Regions from separate parts of the Homo sapiens genome. Here regions 2 and 3 are each linked to region 1. A link is a loop called in an ENCODE intact Hi-C map of the cell type or tissue named here. Cell type or tissue: Caco-2. All regions are shown on one strand.

Region 1 (8,000 bases):
GGACTATGTGTCTGTTTTTGTACTAGTACCATGCTGTTTTGGTTACTGTAGCCTCTTAGTATAGTTTGAAGTCAGGTAGTGTAATGCCTTCAGCTTTGTTCTTTTTCCTTAGGATTGTCTTGGCTATGCGGGCTCTTTTTTTGGTTCCATATGAAATTTAAAATAGTTTATTCCAATTCTGTGAAGAAAGTCAATGGTAGCTTGATGGGGATAGCATTGAATCTATAAATTACATTGGGCAGTATGGCCATTTTCATGATATTGATTCTATCCACGTGCATGGAATATTTTTCCACTTGTTTGTGTCCTCTCTGATTTCATTGAGCAGTGGTTTGTAGTTTTCCTTGAAGAGGTCCTTCACTTCCCTTGTAAAAATATGGAATGCTTCATGAATTTGCATGTCATCCTTGTGCAGGGACCATGCTAGTCTTCTCTGTATTGTTTCAGTTTTAATATATGTGCTGCCAAAGCGAGCACCCCTAGTCTTTTTAAATGCTACATGATAGTAGGTTCAAAATAGCAACCATGCTAACATGAATTGTGTACCTGTTATGTCAGGCAGTGTTCTGGCTCTTTAAGAGTGGTACCTCATTTAATTTTCACAGCAAAACTCTACAAAGAAGAAAATCTTATCATCTTCTTTTTACATTTGAGGGAAACAGAATCACTGAGAAGCTAAGCAATTTGACCAAGGTCACACAGCTAGTAAGCAGTGGAACTGAGCTATGAACCCAAGCAGGCGAATTCTGGAGGCTTCGTTCCACTTTGCTCCTAATATAAACATACCATAATTTATTTAATATTCCCTTGTTCTTGGATACTTAAGTTACTCCAATTTGATTATTATAAATAATGTTGCACTGGAAATCTTTGTTTATGGCAAGTGTCCATCTGCAAATATTTCTGTAAGATAGAGCCCTAAAAATGCATTCTCTGGGTCAAAAGACATGCGCATTGCACAGTGTTATCATTCAGGTAAGAGGAGGCCTATTGCATTAGGTTAATTATTTACCTTGACCATGACTGAATTCAGAGCATGGTATAACAGGTATGTCTTCAGGACTTGAGAAATGCCTGAGCCCTCAAACCCAGTTTATCTTTTATACCGTGATCTCATTCTTTGTTTCCCGGACTCTCCAATACTCCTCCCCTGATTTGTCTCTGAGAAGGAGTTTGCTAGTCCAGATGTTGCTATGACCCAAATTACTGTTTATTTCGTTTGTATTTGACTTGTCTTATAATGGTGCAATTAGCATGCCTAGGAAGTCCTTTTGCCCAGGGGATTGGGAGTAGGGACCAGAGTTCTCTCTCACTGGGACCTCCTCAGGTTTTGTTGGTTGAATCCTAATAGTGCTGTTGGTTATGCTTTTTCTTGTGGTCACAAGAACATGAACACATCTTCTCTATCTTATTTTGTTTATTCAAAGATGTCATCAACTTATACTTTTTTTCCTAAAATTTTAAACTTTACTCATTTTGCTTTTACTAGTCTTACTATGTTTTTCCCTTCCACTGCAACATATTCACTTTTTGAGCAATATTGAAACTCAACATAGATGTCATTTGTTCAAGGTCACACATATCTATATTAAGTGCCTCATTTAGATGGGTGCCTTAACTGGGTACAGACAGCTAAAATATCTGAACAGTGAAGTATTTTTATCTTGATTTGCTGTAAATGCAAGCAGAAATTCATATCTGGGTGCCTTAGGCATGGAGTGAAAAGGGGATATGTTACCGAGTGTTATTTAATATGAACACTTCTCTTTCTTGGGAACCAGTTGAGAGTCCTCACCTGGATATACAAAGGGACCATTTTTGTGAGACCCTGACTCCATGATAATTTTCAGAGAAAACAGAATTTGAGCTTGTAGGTAGAATTGTATTCTGCTTTCCTAGAAAATATTCTTTCTATTTATACCTCAATAACAATCTATGCTTTACTGGATCTTTAATGAATATTTGATACTGCATTTTGTTCTTTGTCCTTTAGGCAAACTGATATAGAATGTCTAAATCAGGTGTTTAAGAGAAATTCAGTTACAAGCCTCCTTTCATTTTTACATCCACCCTACAACTTAGTCAAATACATTTTTTCCTGTATTTTAACTCTCCATTGCCTATTTAACTAATGACCTTTCTCACCCTCCACAAAGATGGAAATTAATTCAAAAGTCTTATCACTGAGTTAAAGTCAATTTCTGCAATATAACTTTGACCTCTTTATAGATTCTTGTGAGTCTCCCCCATGAAAATCTTCCCTGCTCATGAGACAAGGGGGTTATGAGGACAAGTCTTCTCACCCGAAGGGGGCTCTGCCAGTGAGCAGTGAGTGCAGTAAAGTGAGTTGCAGTCAGATGTGAACCAGCAGTGGAGATGTTGAGGGGTCTCCCGAAAATAGTATCTTCTGTTATCACCAAGTCTGCCATCACACAGAATAAGCCACTCAGGCATTTCGAGTTCTGGAGCATTTCCCAGATATATTCCATCTCTTCTGCTCTCCTTTTTGGTAGGAAATGCACAAGGTTAAGTAAACAAAGCACAAAGGCAGGCTGCCCGTGGACAATAAACTAGAGGGGGTAAGTGAAAGTTCTTGCATTTGTTGATTAGATTTGAGACACATAATCTGTTTTCTATTAAAATATGATGTCCTAGCAAAAGCATTTCTGGGGAAAAAACACTAGACAAAATACTAACAAAGATGTATCTATTTTAGTTGAAAAGTCTACCTTATACTCTCTTGGCCAACCAGCTGTCGTTAGATTGATTAATTGGAAAAGGTGAAATATGTATATCATCTAGTTTCTATTTAAGTTTCCAACATTTCCCTTTTTACTGATAATTAAAACATCATTTGAGTCTGTACTTTGAACTTATTTACACCTGATTCCTGAGACCTCCTATTTTCCACAGTAATAAGTACCTTGATAAAAGCTAAGTTCACTATCCTCCTCCTGCTCGTTGTCATATGACAGCACATTCTCACTGAGGAAAAGAATGTTTTGATGTTGTAAGCATCTCTGAATTTTCATAGCTCTGCCTTGCAGTTTCCATATGTTCTAAAAATGCATGGAAATTTCCATAGGAGACACTAAACCTGCCCATCACTTTGGTGTAATGGGCAAGTAGACTTTGTGGAAACTGTTTCCTTACAGAATTCATAGTTTGAAAAATATATCTCACTTCCCTGTGGGATTTGATTAAGTGGAAGGAAGGTACAACACATCTCTTACCACTATTGACATCATAAGGTAAATTAATTATATTCATGAGTCACTCTTAGTACAATCTAGCCAAATCACAGAGATGTCTGAATAGTTCTAACTATAGCCACCATGAGGTTTCATTTGAAGTCACTGCTGCATATTTACAAATAAATACATTTTTGCTGGGTTACCTCTGGAAAATATTATTAAATGGGGAAGGAGCTTGTCTGAGATGAATTCCTTTGAGCAGGAGAACATATTGAAACTACTGTGAATTCTGAATTGGTAGTATTTTTTAGGCTAAGGTCCATCTAAACAGAGATTCCTAGTTCATTTAAGTGTGAGATGTTATGATGAAGTTATTGGTTTCTTCGACTATTCTATTGAAAGAAAGGGGAGAATTTAAAACATATATGGAATTGCTTTATTTTTTGAGACTGTGTCTATACTAGAATGAGATTGACTTCATGAGCTCCATATAAAAATCACCTTCAGCTTCCTGCTATTGAATGCAGCACCATCCTGAACTTGAGACAGCACCATCCTGAACTTGAGACAGCACCATCCTGAACTTGAGACACGGCAACTTATTGCTGCCGTGACATTTTGCTGATCCCAGGCTCCCTTGCTCCAGCTGCTGACTAGGAATCCTCCTGGAGTAGCCTGATCCTGTGGGACCATGAGTGAAGAGCCCACCTAACGCTAAGGATCGTCTCTGCCTGGAATGCTAGACAGACAGACTCTACGACCAGACTGGGAACCTTTAGATATTAGTTCAAGCTTGGATCTAGGCTGACTTTCCCACATTCTTTTAGGCTTCCAATATTGGTAGCCTAAAGTAATGAGCCTCTAGTCTTGGAAGCCAGGTCTAGAGTCAGTTAATTCTCTGAGTCCTGGTCCTATCTATCCCCACTTTCCTTTTCTATCTACCAGCCTATGACATTGGCAGACATCACTGGAATTATAACAGACATGTGCTCAGAAAAGGAAAAAAGACAAATGAACTTGAATATGAGATCTCAAACAACTAGATAGGCAAATCTATTTTAATAATCTCCCAAAGTAAATCTAATGAACTATTGTCTAAGTATCATCTTCTGTTAAGAGTTTTATATATTGTCCTCCTTTTTATTTGAAAGGATAATGGAGAGCTGGTTAGATTTCCAGATGTATTACAATGAGTGGTTAAGTTATAAGCCACTGGATGTCACTCTTAGGCTATGCAAGTGTAGCTAGCTGCAGTGGAGATTTTCCAGAGTAAACTGAAGGTAGAGAGTTACAGGAGATAGCCGGGGATAGAAACCAATTGAACTGTTTGGATAGGTACATTTGAAATGTCAGTGAATTACAGCAAAGTTTACCCTTAGGTTCCTATATATTTTCTCTAGACTCATTTCTCAATGGCAGTTAAACAGGACTAATAATCAGAGAAAAATCCCCTTAGCACCAAAAAGCCAAAAAGGCATTCATTTATCCATTCAATACCTCCATTAATCACATGCTATAAGCAGGGTATTGGGCTAATGAACTATGGGATTACAAGAAAAAGTGAATTCATAGCATGCATACATTTAACTTACTGGAATTCAACTATGGCAAAAAAATGAAAGAAAAATAATATAAATATTGTAGGAAATTCTGCCTGTTATTTCACTCAATGAATTTGTGCCTCGGAGTAATTGTACCTACTGTCTGTCTCTCAGCCTTAAGCCCAGGCTTTTATACTCTGCTCTGTGACACTGGAGGCAGGAATCTGCAGACTGCATTTCCCAGACTTTTTTGCTATCTAGCTTCTGGTTAGGTTCTGCCGACTGGAGGCACTGGCAGGAAATCAGAGGGTGATAGGAGGGTAGAAGGATGCTCTTTCTGTTTTCAGTTCTGGTCGAAGTCCTTCCATCAGTAGCACTCAAGTAGGACTCCAGCTTATTTTAGCATTTCCAGCATTAGTTCCACAGTGGCTCCTTCAGAGGTACCAGTAGGAACTGCCACGTTCCCTCTTAGCACTCACCACTGGAGTCCAAGTAGCAATCACGTGACATCTCCTCAGAGGTTGCTGAGCCAGCTGTGCAGTGACACATTGGTGGTTGGAAAATCTGCTCTGTGGAGACCCTTCCCCCAAGAAATGGTGTCCTGGTAACACTATTTACTCTTTTTTAATCTTCCAGCCCTAAGAATCCTAGCTGCTTTCTATACTACAAATACCAGAGGTACCTGAACACCATTTTTTGTTTGTTTTTTTTTCTTTTTCTCTTTCAGCCCTCCAGACTCTGTATAACTGATCTCCTATATTAAATCACCTCTGTTTGAAACACTTGGCATGATTTCTGTTTCTGTTTTCCTGATGGGATCCTGACTGCAGTAAGAATGAGATGAGAGGCCAGGAACACGCCTGTAACCTCAGCACTTTGGGAGGCTGAGGCAGGTGGATCAGTTGAGGTCAGGAGTTTGAGACGAGCCTGGCCAACATGGTGAAACCCTATCTCTACTAAAAATACAAAAATTAGCCAGGTGTGGTGGCATGCACCTGTAGTCCCAGCTACTAGGGAGACAGGCAGGAGAATTGCTGGAACCCAGAAGGCGGAAGTTGCAGTGAGCCAAGATCGCGCCACTGCACTGTATCCAGCCTGGGCAACAGAGTGAGACTCCATCTCAAAAGAAAAAGAAAAAAAAAAAAGCATGAGATGAGAGACAGCAATGTTCTCTTTTCTTATCCAGTATCACACTTTGTGTACCTTTCATGGTTGAGACATCTCGTAACACTCATGTTTATATTTATATTTTCAAACAATATAAGCCTACTCACCAGCCAACTGGTTGTCAACCAAAACCAGTAGAATGTAAAGCTTCATAAAAATAAAGGATTTAATGATACACTGGCCTGTTCCAGCACTGAGAGAAAACTGGCCATGTTGGACTTAATGACCCATGGTTGTCAAATTGCCCCTTTCTAAGAAATTTCCAAGGATGATTTGGCCAGATAAGACTTTTGCCTTATATTGCTTTATAAACTGAAACTTTAATAACGATGTTTCCATAGCATACTCTTGCAAAGATGAGCAAGACCAGAGTTATTTCCTTCAAAAGCTCTCCAACTAGTAGAAGACATAAGGCATGTGCAAACAGAAAATGCATGGCAACATTTGATGGGAGCAAAACACACAAGGACCAACCCATTTGTCACCAGTTAGTAGTGAGAGTTTACGAAATAGGTTGGAAGAGGAGGAAAACATGATGCACTGGTTCTGCTACAGACTTCATTCACTGGCTTGCTCAGAGCAAGAAATGATCATTATTTCAATTTTAAAGACCTATTTGGAAGAAGATGCTTGCCTGATCATGAACCGTTGCTTAATATATAACTTGTCTTCTCCAGGTATATGTCAATGCCATTTTATTTTATTTTTCTCAATGGCCATGGAGAATACAGGTTTACTTCTTCAAGGACTCTCAATAATACACTCTTTAAAGGTTTAATACATTCGTGTTAATTTTTTGTTTTGTGCTGGGTTTCTTTTTCAGTGTGTTTATTTCCTTTCCTCTTCCTAGAAAACGTGATTATATTCCTTAGTTCCAAGTTCTATCAGCCCTAATTCTTCATGTCTCGCTTCTGGAGTTGATGAAATAATCACTCTCTTTTTAGCATAGAACACCAGCATAAGAAAGGCAAGAAAAGGGACCTTCCAGCTATAGTGCTGGGACCATCAGTCCATGGGAGCTTTTGAATCTCAGTATGTTTCATCTTACCAGGTCATCCACCTCTGAAGGTGGTGACTCACTAGGGTGAGAGATGACTTACTGATGAGGCTGTCTTCACAAGTTCTCATTTGAAGTGGCTTTTGAAGAATAAGGAGTAGATGTGGGAGGGGATTAGCAGTCAACTCTTTTCTTCCATTATTAAATATTTTGGAATTCAGCACTTTTTAAAATATATATTTGCCTAAAATTCTTAAGGATTCATTTAAAAGAGAGGAGCAAGAAGAAAAGAAAGAAGTTTGAAGCTGAAGAGAAAATACTTGTTGCCCTTTTTCCTCATGGTTTGAGCTTATTTGAACAGTTTTTGTCCTGCCATGTGACTTAGCTTAAGGAATTTTTTGCTGGTTTAGGACAGTAATGGGGATGTAGAACAAATTTTCCCTGAAAATGCCCCTCCTATTTCTTTGAACTATATCAAAGTACACTCCATCCATAATTCTATGCATTTATTTCCTCTTTTCATGGCAACTCGTTCCAGATGAATGTGACAACCTGATAGGTACCAATACAATGGAAGTAATAAGCTTATTTAAAACGGATTTTACTTTTCCCTAAAACAAAATATCTATGTAACTATAGCTTGCTAAGTAGAATGCAAAGCTTTTTTTTTTTTTGTAAAATGAAGGATCTAATGAGATACTGATATGTTTTGAATATTGGTCCATGAGATTGCTGGAAGAACTTGGCTGCCTTACAACATTACGTTATAGACAAACTTCAGCATGGAGTAATATAATTCATATACACCTTAATGGGAACCTCCTGGCTCTGACTCACAGCAAGAAATAAAGCCAAATACTCCAATCTGTGGTGCTTATTCAAGTTTCTGCATTTAAATCTGGAGTCATATTTAGTTTGTATTTATTTTCTGAAGTGAATGATATTGTGGTGGCCAGGATTCCAGGTATGATTAGGGGATGCCTCACCTTACAAAAAAGGTCAATATTAGATTTTCAGAAGGTAAGCGAGAAGAGAGACTTCATTTTCAGACAGAAAAGACATGGGCAAGAGCCCATAGACAGCAATCCAATGGGGGAGTTT
Region 2 (8,000 bases), 280 kb after region 1:
AACCCAGAAAATAATAAGTGTAATTGGAAATTGGAACCCTCCTACATTGCTGGTGAAACGTAAAATGGTGCAGCTGCTGTGGAAAACAGTAAGGCAGTTTCTTAAAAATTTAAACGTAGGACTACCATACGATCTGGCAATTCCAGTCTTAATTATATACCCAAAAGAATTGAAAGCAGGTACTCAAACAGATACTTGTGTGCCAACTTTCATTGCAGCATTATTCTCAATAGCCAAAATATGGAAAAAAACCCCAAGTGTCTATAAACAGATGAATGGATAAACAAAATGTGGTATATACATACAATGGAATATTATTCAACCTTAAAAAGGAATGGAGTTCTGATACATGCAACAACATGGATGAACATTGAAAACATTCTGCTGGCCACTCGTGGTGGGTCACCTCTGTAATCCCAGCACTTTGGGAGGCCAAGGCAGGCAGATCGCTTGAACCCAGGAGTTCAAGACCAGCCTGGGCAACATGGGACCTGCCTGAAACCCCATCTGTAAAAAAATACAAAACTTAGCTGGGCATAGTGGTGCAAACCTGTAGTTCCAGCTACCCAGGGTGCTGAGGTGGGAGGATCACCTGAGCCCAGGAGGTAGAGGCTATGGTGAGCCATGATCATGCCACTGCATTCCAGCCTGGGTGACAGAGCAAGACCCTGTCTCAAAAAAGAAGAAAAGAAAAAAGAAAGAAAAGAAAAGAGAGATTATGCTAAGTAAAATCACCCAAACACAAAAGGATATTACAGATTCCACTTACATGAAGTGTCCAGCATATTTCCAGAATAGGCAAATTTATAAAGACATAAAGTAGATTAAAGGTTATGATGGGCTGGGGAGGGGAGAAAGGGGAGTTAGGGCTGAATGGGTACAGGGTTCCTGTTTGGGGCAATGAAAAAGTTTTGGAAATATGTAAATGGTGATGGTTGCACCACATTGTGAATGTACTTAGTGCCACTAAACTGTGCGCTTAAAAATAGTTAAAATGGCAAAACTTATATGATGTAGATTTTACAGTTTTAAAAAATCTCATCACAAGAGAAACAAAAAGCCTGCTTTATAAAGGAGGAAAATTATAGAAATTCTTTTCTCATCCACCTCAGCCCCTAGACCTTATGTGTAGCGCACAGCCCAGCCTATAGTAGATGCACATTTCTGTTTTTGTCAAGCCTTACTGGGAACATAATCATTCTATTTGTAGTTGAAAATGGCACTGAGGCTGTTGAGTGTAAATTTTACTACCATGGCAACTGTGGAACACAAAGATGATAAATATGAACATGCAGCAATATTTTTGGCAGGTAGAGTCAGCTGGAGGTAACATGTCTCCTTGCAGGTAAGTGCAAGATTTGAGGGAGGGTAAATTGTTAGGAATTGTTACAAACTCTCAGAATCCCAACCAGGAAATATCCTCTTTGTTCCAATGAAGGGCATCCCGGCGACTCTTTGGACCAGTTGAACCAAAGAGGATAGAGGATGAAGTCCAAATTGGTAATGGACTCCAGGAATCTTTGTTAGCAGCTCTTGGAAGAAGATGGGAGGCCAACCACACTTTTCTCCGCTTATTGACGACACAGTTCAAATCATCAGGAAGAGACATTATGGGTCTACAGGTCTCCTGGGCTGTGAGCAGAGTCGCAGCTGGCATCTGGGAGAAAAAAGAAAGAAGACCACAATTTGGCCTTTAAGGAAATAGACCTGGGAGGAGATAAAAGGGAGTCATCTCACTGTGTTGTCTGATGGGCCAGAAACCCTCTTTCAGAAGAAATTGGTTTCTGAAAGCTGATGTGAATTTCGTGTAGCGTTCAATTGCTCTCTTTCTTTGTTTAGGCTTAGCTCACCATTTTTGGATTGAGGAGGCAAGACTTCGCGTCACTCCCCCGACCCATCCTACCCCACAGCCCACACACTGACATACACACAGACATGCACACAGACACATGTACACCCTTTATCACTGGCAAGAGGGACCAGTTTTACAATCCAAAAGCCTTATCTGCTGCAGGGTCCACCATCCTGACCCTAGCCCACCCATGACTTCCCTCTTCCAGGCTCAGTTCTGAGCTCCATCCCTGATATGGTTTGGCTGTGTCCCCATTCAAATCTCAACTTCAATTGTATCTCCCAGAATTCCCACCTGTTGTGGAAGGGACCCAGGTGGAGGTAATTGAATCATGGGGGCTGGTCTTTCCCATGCTATTCTCATGATAGTGAATAAGTCTCATGAGATCTGGGTTTATCAGGGCATTCCACTCTTGCATCCTCATTCATTTCTCTCTTGCTGCTGTCATATAAGAAGTGCCTTTCACCCTCCACCATGATTATGAGACTGCCCCTACCGTGTGGAAGTCCAATTAAACCTCCTTTTCTTCCCAGTCTTGGGTGTGTCTTTATCAGCGGCGTAAAAAAACAGATTAATACAATCCTTTTCCAATGCTGTATGTGACACAGCGACATCAGGACAAAGTCTGGCCCTCTGACACTGCAGCTAGGTGAACCTTGTTTGGAAAAGTCTTTAGGCAGCCTCTGAGGGAAGGCTGGGTGATTTTACAGCAGTAGAAAGGCTATGGGTTTTAGAATTAGGGCTGAACTTGAATCTCATTTTGACACTTGACAGTCGTATAACTAACTGATGGGTCACCAAACCTTAGTTACCTCATCTGTAAAATGGGTGCAGTGATACCTGTTGTCCCAGGGTTCATGTGTTCAGCACCTATGCATGAGAAGTACTTACACACCACCTGTGTGTAAGTACCAATCTCAGCAGCTACTGCTATTATGAAGGCACGTAACAACCATTTTGTGTTAATGGATCTGGCATTCGAGTGCACTGACATTTGTTGGCTTGAAAAATCTCAGCCCAGGCTAATTCTGCAGAGGTTAAGGCAGCATCAGCTGTGTGCCGTACAAAGCGCTAACGTTTATAGATCACTTATTATATTCAAAGGATCAAACTGATTTATACACATTATCATGTTTAATTCTCACAACAACCCTATGAGGTTGAACCTATTTATTACATCAAATTTCCAGAAGAAAAAGCTGAGGCTTAATGGATTTAAATGACCCACACAAGACCACCCAACTGGTAAGTATTTGAATCCAGATGGTCTGACTCCAGAGCCCAGGTGCATAACCAACACCCTGGGTGCTATGAGCAAGGAAGGAGGCTGAGCCAGGAAGATGCCAGTGTCAAGATTGGAGATGTTTTCTCACCACTCAGTCTTGGAAGCCCTTATCCTATCATGAAGATCTCCCTGTTTGCCCAGAGATTGTTGCTTTTCCAGGCTTGCCAAATCCAGTTCCCATCAGTCATGCCTGAATCAGTTCATTCTTTCCTTCATTCATTCCATCAACATTCATGTACTGAACGGCTCCCTTGCACCATGACTGCTAGTGTTGGAGATCATTTATTGGCTACTGACTAGGCCCCAGGCACTGTACTAGTGAATTTTATACATTATCTTATCTGTTTTTTATACAACTCTGCGTGGTTGGCCTCTAAAACTTAATGCTTCTTTCGATTTGACGAAATAGATGCATAAGGAGGTTAAAGTAGTTGCCTTTCATTGTCCCGAAATGTAAGTGTCAGAGCCAGGATTCAAATCCTACAAGGCTTTCATCAGCCCTAGCCCAAGGAGATGTCTTCCTTTTTCCAATTCCCACAGCATAAATCGGTCTTCTAGACTAGTGGTTCCCAACTTGAGCAGGCACCAGAATCACCTGGAGGGCTTGTTAAAACACAAATTGATAGGCCCACCTGCAAAGGATCTGACTCAGTAGGTTGGGATGAGGCCCTACAATGGGCACTTCTAGCAAGTTCCCAGGTGATGCTGATACTGCTGGTCCGGGAACCCCATTTGGGGGATTATGATGCTGTCTGAGCTCTTTGAAGATAGGGATTCTGCCTTTGTTGTTCCCCTAGTATTGTACAGTGCCTGGTACAAGGTTGCTTGATTGTTATTTTGGATTATTTTGAATTGTTCAGCTGCACATTAACTTATTTATATACCATATTGTGTTTTTGTATCAATGTGAAGATTCTTAGGCTTTACCATTTAGGTTTTAAGCTCCTTGGGGTCAGGAATTTCACACTAAGGACCTTCTGCAGAACATTGCACACACTAGATATTTGGTAAATATTAGCTGGTCCTTGTGGCCAAAGTCCTGAAGGTTTACCTTATCTTAAGCCCAATTCAAGCTTGTAAACTCAGCCTCAAAGCATAAGTTGGTGGATGGAATTTTCCAAGACTTGCCGTTCACCTCCAACAATGATTCTCAACCCTAGCTGCACATTGAAATCACCTGGGGCCTTTAAAATAGTATGAATCCTGGTCTCTATCCCCAGAGATTCTGGTTTAGTTGGTCTGCAGTGTGGCCTGGGCAGCAAGTGTTAAAGCTCCCTCAGGTGATTCTAATTTGCAGCCAAGACTGGGAATCACTGACCTAGAGCATTTGGCTGCATGACTTTCTCCTGGGCAATTTCAGAGGCTGTGTATGTGCATACACATGTACATGTGTGCAGAGAAGTGGGAAGCTATGCACGCCTCTTGAATGTACAGAGTGATCATCTCTCTCTCTGAGATGAGGATACAAAGGCCTGGAAGCCAAGCCTCAGGTAGAAACTTGGCAAAGCCAGAGGTACTTGAGAGCATCAAGGGTGCCTGCCTCCCTCTCCTGTGGCCACCTTTGGCCGAGTGCCGGTTGCCACATTCCACGGTGAGGGGACTCTGTTTCAAGGCCAGAGGCAGGGGGTGGTGGGCTGAATGCAGGTAGTATGGCTGTTGCAAGGCCTTTTTGTTCTCTCTCGGTTCAGAAGGGGCCGCCTTCCCAAGGGCTGAGGTGTGGGCCTTAGCATTTGGCACCATGTGTGTCGGTGCTGAGTTTATTCTTGGGTTTCTTGGTGGAAACACACACGGCTACTTGAGACCCATGAGCTGGCTGAGAGCAACGGGAAAGGTCATGCCTGGGCTCCCACCCCAGCAGGTTGACTGACTCAGCACAATCCCAGTGTAATTAAGCATGACAAGAAGAGAAAGGGGAAAGGGCTGGTGCTTGCGCGTGTGCACTCAGCCCAGGTCCCGGGGGCCCAGAGGATTCAGAAGTGCCAGCTGCTCTCAATTTTACTGGAGCCAATGTTTGGCTCACCTGCAGCCACCTCCATCTCTTTTTCCCTGGGAGCTGGGGTCAACTTCAGTAGACCTGCAGGATCAAGTCTGGCAGAGGGATGATGGGGTGAGTGCTTCTTGTTCCCTTCCCTTCTCGTTTCTCTTCTCACATGGTCTTGGAAGCTGTGAATGAGAGACACGATCACATCAGTGCATTCAAATCCCCCACTGTTGTTTAAGCAGTAGCCTGGGCAAGGCACTGTGCTGGGCACCAGAGTGAGGACTGATTCATGGGCTTGGTTTCTTTCCTAGCAGAGCTTTTACGCTAGGTTGGAAAACATTTCATAATTATGAAGTCTGCAGTTAGATCCAATTACCTACCTGGGCCAGACAGGTAATATAAATGGGTGAATTGGGCTGCTTGTGAAATCTTAGGAAGTAACAGGGACCTTGATGAACTAGGGACTGCATGCCCAGCTGCTTGCAGAGCCAACATTGCGTAAGCAGCCGAGAACATCTCCAGAGTAGAACTAGGCAAATCAAAACTTAACCTGGGATTGTGGGTCAGGGTGGAGGTGTGTGGTCAGGTTGCAAACGGAACAGGGACTCTGCCCTCCAAATGTGACATGAAGGTCCATTTCTCTCCTGTCCTTTTACAAGCAAGGGAACTGAGGGATGGAGAGAAGGGACGAAGTCAGATCCCCAGCCCCCTTACCCATGGGCCTCCTATAGCTCAGGCACTGCCCAGGCAGAGAATGTTGACATGGAGAGCTTGATGGGCTTCTGCCCCTGCACCTGCCCAGTTTCCCCTACTCTCCTCTGTACCCACTTGCCTGCTTTTCCCCAGCACTGTGCTCATTTGCCCATTACGAGTCTATGGACCCAGATGTCCCTTGGGATACCCTGGAAGCCTAGTCTGTGGTCTCAGCCTCAGAGCTCTACCCCATAATGATAGGGTCTACGGCAAGGCCTCTGTAGATAAAGAGGCCTGTATCTGCCCCAAGGGTTCTTCCTCTGAGAGGCTAAAGGAGACTTGGACTCATGGAATGGGAGTGGCAAGTGCTTTTCTCTGGAGTTTGAAGCACTCTGTAGCTTCCAGGGCTTTCTTGCTTCTGGTGTGATGCTATTTTGAGCATCTCTGTCTATATATATAGGATACTCCCGCAGTTGTTTTCTTTTTAATTGTCCATCCACGTGCTTGTGTTTTCCACAGAATATGTTGCGGTGAAATTGTTCCTGCAAAGCCCCTGCCTCCTTCCTGAAACCCTCTACCCCCTCGCAATGCCCCGTGCACCAGCACCGTGGCCCCAGGCCACGTCAGAGTAAACAAACCACAGAATAAAATTGCAGCCATTCAAGAGAGGAGCCTTTAATTTGAGCTTAAAATAGCCCACTGTCTGAGAGTTTGAGGGACCAGGAGCAAGGTGTAATCGCAGGAATGAGCGTAGGAGACTCATCTCAGGATGACTGAGAAGGGGCCGTGAGCTGGGAGAAAGGCAGGCATGGGGATTGTGGGTTGCACTGGAGCCCCCTATAGCTTATTCGAAGTTAGCCTCTTTCATGATGGAGTAGCACATGACATGGCAATAAAAATACACAGGACCTGCTGCCTCCATCTGGAATGCTTGTCTGCCCTCCTGCCTTTCCTCGAAACTATGAGCATCATTGTCATATCACCTACAGTCAGGACCACAACATTGCTGAATTCCTGGGCCACCATTCACATGATGTACTCCAGGTGTGCCATTTTCACTGTATACTGTTGAACGATGCCCCCTGGAGTTGTGTGAGCAGCAATACTGGCAACAATAAGAGCAAAGAGATGGAGCACTTATGAGCTAGGCATTGTCCTAGCCGTTTGACATGTATAACCTTGCCTAGTTCTTAACCCAACCTAAGGAAGAGGACACCCATTTTATAGATTATCCACATACTACAGATAAGGAAATAGAGGCACAGAGAGTTAAAATAACTTCCCCAGAGTCATGTTGCTACTTCTGTCCCCCAAGTGCAGAATAAGCTTCAGTCTGATGCAGAGTGAGAACCCACACTTTTAACCATTATGTTTCATCCACCATACTATTGTTGTGCTTGTTATTCTTATTTTTTTGACTGCCGCTTTCTTGTTTTCGACCCTCCTAGACTATATAAGCGCCTAGATCAGGGTCAGCAGACAGCCATGTCATACATGTATATTTAGGCTCTGGGTCTCTCAGTCTCAGTGGCAGCTACACAACTCTGCCCCTGTCGCGTGAAGGCAGCCATAGACAATGTATAAACGGATCAGTGCGGCTTGGTTCCAAGAAAACTGTATTTATGGATACTGAAATTTGAATTTCATATAATTTTTATGTGTCATGAAATATTATCCTTTTGATTTTTTCCAACCATTTAAAAATATAAAAACCATTCTTGGCTCCCAATCCATATGAAAACAGGCAGTGGGCCGGATCGGGCCTGTGGGCTGTAGTTTGCTGACCCCTGTCTTGGTGTGCGGGGATATGGAGCGTGATGTATTTATTTTAATCTGTGCCTTCTTAGGATTAGACTCGGTCCTGGCACTAAGTTGCCATTCATAAACGCTGATTGAATGAATTACTGTATACTCTTTCAGGTGTGCTGGATGACTTGGGGACACTGCTGCTTTTTGAGGAAAGAGTAAAAATTTTTCTGAGCAAGGGATGAGAATCCAATCTTTGTGGCAATGGCTGAGGAGAGGGCGGGAGCCTCCCTCTTGTGGGTCTTCATGGATGTTTGTAAGAGTAAAGAGAATTTTCATTTTTATGTAAAGTGTAGAGATCTATTTTTCACAAACAGACCTACAGAACGTGATTTGTAATAGGAAACAGATTTCCCTCCCCTTAAGATAAATGGAATGTCCCC
Region 3 (8,000 bases), 430 kb after region 1:
TGGTAAAAGGAGCTACCATTTGGTAAACCGAGTGAGTGTCCCAGGGCAGCTTATGAACAACTGGAATTCTCTGAGAAATCAGTCAAATTGGAGTGTTGGGCGGTGACTTGGAGTTGAGAAAGGAGCACTAAACTGGAATTCACAGCAGCTCCTGCATAACCACATGTGCGTCATTATCCTGGATACTGTCATCTCTGGGTCATGGCCAGGGCCCTTCCTGCTCTTAAACCCTATGCATGGTTTTATGCACAAGAACCACTAGCTCAGGATGCCTTACAGAAAACTTTTTTGCAAGAGGAAAAGCCTTCAAACCAGGAAGAAGTGTTGATTGTCCTCTCTCTGTCATAAATGCCTCCATTTTTTATGATAATGGCATTTTTTAAATGTTAATGATGAGATTGTTTTCACCTCATAGAATGGCTTCCAAAACTAAATACAGAGCAACCAGGAATATCGGAATGAATGATCCCTTGAACACTGGTTAACTATGGAAGTGAAACCCTTCTGAGTTTTGACAGGACGCAGCAGCCTCAGTGTCAGTAAATACTTAGGACAGGCAGGATATTGGGTTCAGGGGAACCTTTTGGAAGAGTCAGGTGATGGCTGGTTGCAGGGGCGGGTTCTTTTTGGAACCCCAGTGGCCGATGGGTCTAAAGCCACACAAACTATGCCACATGAGAATGTGACTTTAATCTAGCCCTCTCTTGAATGAAATCAAGTAGAGATTAAGTCAGTTTTGACTCTCATCAGAAAGGTTTAAGGTATTGGAGTTCCTAAATTTCATCCTATGTCTTTGGGGTTAAGAGGTGAGGCTCTGGGCCACAGCTCCTGATGTCTCCTGGAGGGGTGGTTCATGAGAATGACCATATCGAAGAGTCCTTGAGAACATAGACTTTGGAATTATGCAGATCTAGGTTATAATCCTGGCCCTACCATGTACTAGGTGTGTAAATTTGGCCATTTAATACCTCTCTAACTTTAGCCTCTGTATTGCTAAATGGGAAAAATATAGTATGTTCCATGTAGTGAGTAGTTAGGAGAAAGGAAAGAGATTTCATGATAAATTACCAAGGAATGGGGGCTGGGCTTATAAGAAAGGGTCTGGCATCAATCCTGTGAACAAAACACTAGGATTAGACCCATCACCTCTAAAGCAGGAAGAAGGAAGTTAGCTGGGATATGGGTGGTGGGCCAGTGATTGCAGAGGCCCATCAAGTAAACCAAGACTATAATAGGGAAAATAGAAGACCTACTGGGGGCTGAGCACAGGTAGGATGCAGCTCTCAAGGTGGGCACAGAACAGGCACGTGTGCAAGGTGCAAGTCCTTAGATCACTTGGTGTATTCGTTTCCTACTGCTGTCTTAACAAATTACCACAGATTTAGTGGCATAAAGCGACACAAACTGAGTCTCTTACAGTTCCATAGGTCTGAAGTCCAAAATGGATTTCACTGGGCTGAAATCAAGATGTTGGCAGGGTCACATTCACTCTTAAAATCCTAGGAGAGAATTCATTTCTTTGCCTTTTTCCTGATTCTAGAGTCCACCTACATTCCTTGGCTCAAGGCTCCTTCCTCTGTCTTCAAAGCAGCAGTGAAGCATCTTCAAGCCTCTCTCTCTGCTGTGTCATCACATCCCCTCTTTCTCCTCCCAGGCCCAGTGTGGAACTCTGTTGGATGGCACTAGACAGAAATCACATCCCTCCTACAGGATTTCTACAAAGCACGTGTTCCTGGAGCAACTATTATGAGGAAGATAGAGAAGGCCTAGAAAATTTGGTCCCTGTTGCCTTTGAGACTTGCACCATCACCCTGCAACTGAGCACTCTGACCAAATATCAAGATCAACTGTGCTTTCTGAAAGATCAAATTAAGTCTAATTTTAAATGGGACAAAAGGTAGCACTCTTTTTATATTCCTACTTAAGAAGATATCCTTCTTGGTTCTGTTCCATTTTGCACATGGAGTAGTTTTAAAGAGCCACATCCAAGGCTGGATTTGAAAGCTGATGAACGTAGCTATGAAGAGCTTTATGATGAAAAGGGTTATTACTGGCCTCCCATCTACTGGCTTATCTTTTTTTATTCTTTAAGTCATGTGACAAATGAGGGTTCTGATAGGATTGTCTTTGGTGTGGTTTCATGAGTTGACATAATTAAGAGCCATTTCCATTTGGCAATGCTGCAAGAAAAACATTTCCAGTCAGAAGAACAAGGAAATAACTTAATTAGCAACTCAGGTGAGCGCTGGCTCTTTAGAAAGATGTTAAGATTGGAGGGAAGACAGGAGACCCACAGAGGCAGCGTGCCACAGTTGGGTGTTTAGCCAAAGACACGTTCTTCTGTCTCTTTCCTCCTGCATGAGTCTTTTCTGACTGTTCACCTGAAATTGGATATGGAAGGGCTCTGCTGCTGCTGCTGCCAGCCTGGTAGACAGAAAACGTCAGTGTCAAAGAAAAATGATTGTGTGTTTGGTTCCCTCCAGTTTTCACGAAATAAACATCACTTGGCAATTCCTTGGAGATGAATTAGCCACTATTTCATTCCTGTTAGTCCTTCCTGCTGGGTTAATTATTGCTGTGAACAATGGCAGCATTAATCAGCATGATAACAGTTTCTAGTCATTAACAGTGTAACCAGCTTTTATGCATATGGAAGTCCCTCTATCAAACCATCATGAAGATCAGAAACTCATTCTAGGGGGTGCTCCTTCCTAGGAGACCCACAAGTGTCCAGGCTGGGAATTGTTCCTTTGGGTGATTTAATTTTGAATAGGTTCCAGGTGTCATCTGCGTAACAAGGCTGAAGAAGTCTGTTTTGGTGGAACTCCAAGACTTTTGCTCTGGGTCAGAGTCTTTGACTTCCATATGTATCAGCTTTGATGCTTTTAAAAGCTGCAGAAGCAGTCCAAGTATCATGGTTTAGTAGACAGATTTTGGATCCAGACAGGCATGGATTCAAACATGAGCTTCTGGACTAAGCGGTCGTGGGACTTTGGGAAAAATTTAACACTTAGGGATAAATATAATCTATGTAGAACACTTTCACATAGTGTCTGGCACACAATAAGTGGTCATAAATGGTAGTTTATAAAATGAGAATACCACTAAAACTGTAAAAAAAAAATTAAAAATTATGTGACTGCAGCCTGTTTTCTGGGGCTTTACCAGCAAGGGGTATATCCTCAGGGAAAGAATACCATCAGTGCCACTCCAGGTGAAAAGGTGGCTAGAGTGTTCCCTACTCTTAAAGCAAGTCACTATCAGAGTGGCAGGTTTTTACATGAACAGGTTCCTGAAAATGCCAAATGGCAGTACCACTCCTTGTAACAACTGCTGGTTTCATCTAGTGATGGCCAAGGTCCTAAATCCTCCAGACCTATGTATCCTACAAATTCCTGGGTCATTTCTTCTTTACAGAACCAGAACAGACTGCCTTGCCCGCTTTCTCCTGGGTTAACAATGGGTCTTGACTCGGTCCTGCCTAGGACCTCAAGAGCAGCAGAACAAAACCAGTAACTCAAAATTTTCTTTCGCTTTCTTGGTCTCACCTGGCCTTTCAAAAGTCCAAGAACCCTCAAAGACTAAAAGGAGCATTTGGGCCAGAGGCACCTTCAGCCAGTGTCACTAGGGAGACCAGTTCAAGAAGATGACCAACCAATGCATGGTCTTAGCTCCACCCCCAGCACACACATGTCCTCCATATATGACTCCACAGAATGCAACATACAACATATCTAATAAAAATCCTAATACAAATTATTGAGGAAATACAGATTCTTTTATATGTAGGCATTGCAAATGTGCACATTTCAAAAAATCATTTAAACAAATTTCTTTAGAGACAAGGTCTTACTCTGTCGCCTAGGCTAGAGTGAATTAATGTGATCATAGCTCAGTGCAGCCTTGAACTCCTGGGCTCAAGTGATCCTCCCGCCTTGGCCTCCCAAAGCACTGGGATTAATAGGTGTGAACCACCACCCCCAGCCACATTTCAAAAATATTCAAGTGGGAAGGCAAAAGGCACACATCATAGAATGTGACAACCATAACATTGTCCTAGTGTGTGATGCTGGGCCTGTATGAGAGCGTCTTTTCTTAGTTATGCTAGTTCGTGCTTAGGAAGCGCTGTGGCCTGTTCTTGGGTGTCACGTAAAGGGCCAAGGAGAGAACCTAGAGTTTTCAAATTTCTTCAATCTACTTCTGACTTCATTGGCAATATTTGGCACTCACCTTGTATAGGAGAAACAGAGTTCTCCTTTTGAGAATAGAGACCCCTTTGGGTCGCAGGGAATAGAGTTTGTTAGATATCTCCAAAGAACGGGAACCCTGGTACAGCTTGGGTGAGACTTTTTAAACAAACAGAATTCTGGCTAACACCTTCTCTTAGTCCCTAGAAATCCTCCATTCCTCTTCCCCACATCAAACTTTGAGGTAGAGCTGGGATTGGCAGCAGCTTGGCTCTGCCATCGTGTCCAAATTCCACTATTTCTGTCCTGAATTTGCATTTCCTGGCAGACTTGAGCCAAGTCCCAATGAAACAGCCATAGCTTTTCAAAATTACAGGCAAAATCAGGCTGGGAAGAGGTGAGGGGGGCAGGGAGGGGACGGGGGAGAACATGCACAGTAATTGTCACGAAGGGCCCAGTGATGTGGATCTGGACTGAGGAAGTCATTTCACATGATCTTTGCTCACTCACTTCCAGTTTGGCTCTTCCAGCTCCTCAATCCGGGCATGGAGCCGTGCTTTTTATAGATTGTAAGTCCATTGTGGAGTTATGTATCCTGGCAGTTTGTAAAGTGGTGTTTTCTCTATTTTTATGGGTGCCCTAGGACAGTGCAGGCACACACACCTTTCTTGGTACCTTCTCATTCCACGCTACTTGTGATTAATGAAGAAGGACTGCCACCTCCAGTCGCTTCACAGGATAGACTTGGGGCAGCCTCTGACTTGCTGTGTGTCCCTGGTGGAGCCAACCCTTTCAAGCCCCCTGCTCCCTGCCCCCTGCTGGATATTGTGGGAGTGAATGAGGGATGAGGATGACAGTAAACCCTCCCTGAAGGGTTATGTAAATCTGAAAGGCTCTGTGGACTTTGAGGCTGGCCTAGGGAAACCTCAACAAATCAGCTACTCCTTGCTTCCTTGCTTTTTATTAGATTCCCTATAAACAAGTAGGACATGATTGTGGGGGAATCAGAGGACATGGGGCTCCTTCATGCTTGAGGACTTTTCCCCAGCACTGGTGCCAAGTAGTTAGGGCCTCTTCTCCTGATGCAGCCCTGATTAGCCTGTTTCTCCCTCAGACCTCAACCTTTTGTTGAGGGGAAGAAACACTTGTGGTAGAAGGAAACATAATTAATGGAAGGATCATGTGCATGGACTATCATCTTATCAGTGATGATAATAGGCCTGGTTGCCTAGATCTTTCCAGTCAGCCGCCATGTTCTGTCAGCATAGCTTTCATAATGTCCTCTTCCTGTCATTAACAATGTCTTTGGGTTTCTGGGTTTTCTGTCCTCAAATTCATCCTGAACACCATAACTAGGTCGTTCATCCTGGAGAGATATCTTGGTACTTTGCCTCCCAATGTTTAAAGGCTCCCTATTGCCAATGATGAAGTCCTAACATTGTATCCTGACATCTGCATCCCTACACAGTATGATCTCCGCTCATGTTTATGATCTTCTGTCCCACTCTTCTTCCGTGGGAACCAGACCATTGAGCTCTTGGGCCTTCAGACACCTGTCTGCTCACCTCTCTGCTCAGAGTTCTTTGCCCGGACTGCCCTGCAGTAATGATTTTTTTGCCCTGCAATAATTATTGCAATAATAAATACAATAATAAATGCAAAAATAATAAAAATAATCCAAACAATAATTATTGCCCTGCAATAATTATCTCTCCATATCCTCATCTCTCACAGAGAAGCCCTGACAGCCTCAGCCCCAGGGAGTCTCTCTCTTTCTCTTTCTCTGAGCTCCATCAGCATTGGCTAGCTGGGAACTTGTCACTGGTTTATGTTATTATCTAATTGGTTTAGGTGCTTTATAGAGTATCTACCCTAAGGGCAAGGACTGTTGTCCACCTCTTTGCAGGGCGCACTGTGCCTGATATGCTGGGTGGCCCTTGTCCAAAGTGGGGGTGGCCTTCCATGGCTGTCAGGAGCACCGGCTCAAGTGTGAGGATCGGATCCCACCACAGGATCCAACCACAGGCGAGCTCCTTCATCTCTCTAGTCCAGAGTTTCCTCATTTGCAATGTGAGGAGTGATGACTCTCATTTTATACAAATACTTGTAAGGATTAAATTAGATATTCTGGTTTCTACACTTGGCATAGTGCTCAGTGTATGATTATCATTATCATCATCATTAAATCAATGTGTGTTGACGACCAGGAATTCTGGTAACAGGATCCTGGGCCTTTCTGAGGGGCTGGACATTGCCTTGGTCTGCCTGTGGAATCCCTCCCTGGCCTGGCTTCCATACATGTGCCTGTGTCTCAGTTTCCTCGTGTGCATATTGGGACAACAGGAATACCTACTGCCCAGGGTTATCATAAGAATTAAATATGACAATGGCTGGAAAATGCCTACATTTAGGAAAGAAAGGCTTGGTAAATGAGAAAACCATGGAACTCTGCTAATTGCTGTGAGTAAATGGTCAGGAATTATGGCCTGTGTCACAGCTTGAGCTTTCCTTGATGGACCTGTTTCCCAATCCCTGTGTTGAGTCTAGGTGGGATGGGGAAGAAAAGCTTCCAAGCTTCCTTCTGGCTCTGACTTTATAAATTCTGCTCATATGCCTCCCTTTACCCACTTAGTCTAGACCAGAGATGAGAAAGTTTTGGGATTTTGGAGAACGATTTGTATTCCTTGCTTAGAAGGATGAGACCCTTCAAGTGGCTGAGTTGGATGGGATCACCTGTTTGCCCCCAGGCAGCTCATGAGACCCCTGCAAACTTCTCCAGGGACACAGAGCACCCCTGGAAATATGTACATTCTCTAAACCATAGGATCCAATGCAGGCAGATTAGCACACCTCCTTCCGCCCTCCCCCTCCATTTCATCAGCTTTATGCTGAGGTGGATAATGTTTCTCTAACTGCCTAATTGGGAGAATTTAGCTGGAAAATTGCCATCGTGTTCTTTTAAAGGGTGCCAACAGCCCACGGCTGCCAGCTATAATGTCAGTGGGTAATCCCGGCTCTGCCGCCACGGAGCCAGGGAGGACCCGTCTTTCTCCAGACTCCTTCCCAGGTGGTGAGAGCAGGCCTCCAGCCCTAAGAGGAAAGAACACCAAGGAGGAGGACAGAGGTGGCCAAGAAAGCAGCTGCAGGCACAGGTCTGTTTCCCTCCCTCCTCATGGCCCTCCCAGCCTGCACCACTGGGAATTGAAATGTACTGAAATTGCAATGTCACACCAGGACACCCTGGCCCTATGGTGTACTGCTCAGCTTCATGGACTCCCACTGCAGCAATCTTGAGTTTAGACTGAGTCTGGGGGTTGTTCAAGAAAAGGGAAATCTAATTGCTAAGGCTTGTTCCTAAGTCTGCGAGAGACAGTGTAGAATAGTGTTGAGGCGTACAGACCTTTGAGCCAGGCTGCTTGCTTATGTTCTAATCCAGGCTCTGCTACTCGCTGGGCAAGTTACCACATCTTCTAGCTTCATCATCTGTAAAACAGAGGTGATAATACGAGCACTTTCCTCTGTTCACATATCAGGAGGCCCAGGCAGATGGAGGCTCTGCTATCTTTAACACGTGGCATCCGGGACCTTCTTGCCAGGTAGGCATCTAGCCCACAGAAAAAGAGAAGGCATAAAGGATTAGGTAGGGAGGTTTTTGTCCTACTCTGGTCACACTCCACTCTCTAGACTGCAGTCACATGGTCCCAGCCCAGCTAGGTGGGGGAGGGTAGTTGAGCTGCTGCTAGGGATGAAGAGTCTCTGCCACACTCAGAAAACCTCCCTAATCGTAACAGTAGCTGACGCTTATTGAGTGCT

The links. A loop is a pair of places that touch in the nucleus more often than their neighbours do. Peaks named below come from ENCODE experiments on the same cell type or tissue, not always from the same donor. Only the 100,000 strongest peaks of a DNase experiment are listed, where the experiment ranks them.
Region 2: a loop joins it to region 1, with 3 times the contacts of the local background. A loop is called at or near these places in 4 of 110 quality-filtered maps.
Region 3: a loop joins it to region 1, with 15 times the contacts of the local background. A loop is called at or near these places in 5 of 110 quality-filtered maps.

Annotation. Positions count from the first base shown.
Region 1 is chr5:169,544,926-169,552,925 of GRCh38, reverse strand. The region is part of intron 2 of LOC105377714 (a long non-coding RNA gene); the gene reads left to right. The region is part of intron 3 of LOC105377715 (a long non-coding RNA gene); the gene reads right to left. It also overlaps the pseudogene RNU6-477P. Among named protein-coding and RNA genes, the nearest start is that of SPDL1, 35 kb to the left of the region's middle. In Caco-2, a CTCF peak has its summit at 4,409 (motif pointing right); no DNase peak of the experiment used is centred here.
Region 2 is chr5:169,269,924-169,277,923 of GRCh38, reverse strand. The region is part of intron 1 of SLIT3 (slit guidance ligand 3); the gene reads left to right. Among named protein-coding and RNA genes, the nearest start is that of MIR585, 10 kb to the right of the region's middle. In Caco-2, no CTCF peak of the experiment used is centred here; DNase peaks (open chromatin) are centred at 3,833, 4,283, 5,623 and 6,113.
Region 3 is chr5:169,114,016-169,122,015 of GRCh38, reverse strand. The region is part of intron 4 of SLIT3 (slit guidance ligand 3); the gene reads left to right. Among named protein-coding and RNA genes, the nearest start is that of SLIT3-AS1, 100 kb to the right of the region's middle. In Caco-2, no CTCF peak of the experiment used is centred here; a DNase peak (open chromatin) is centred at 4,965.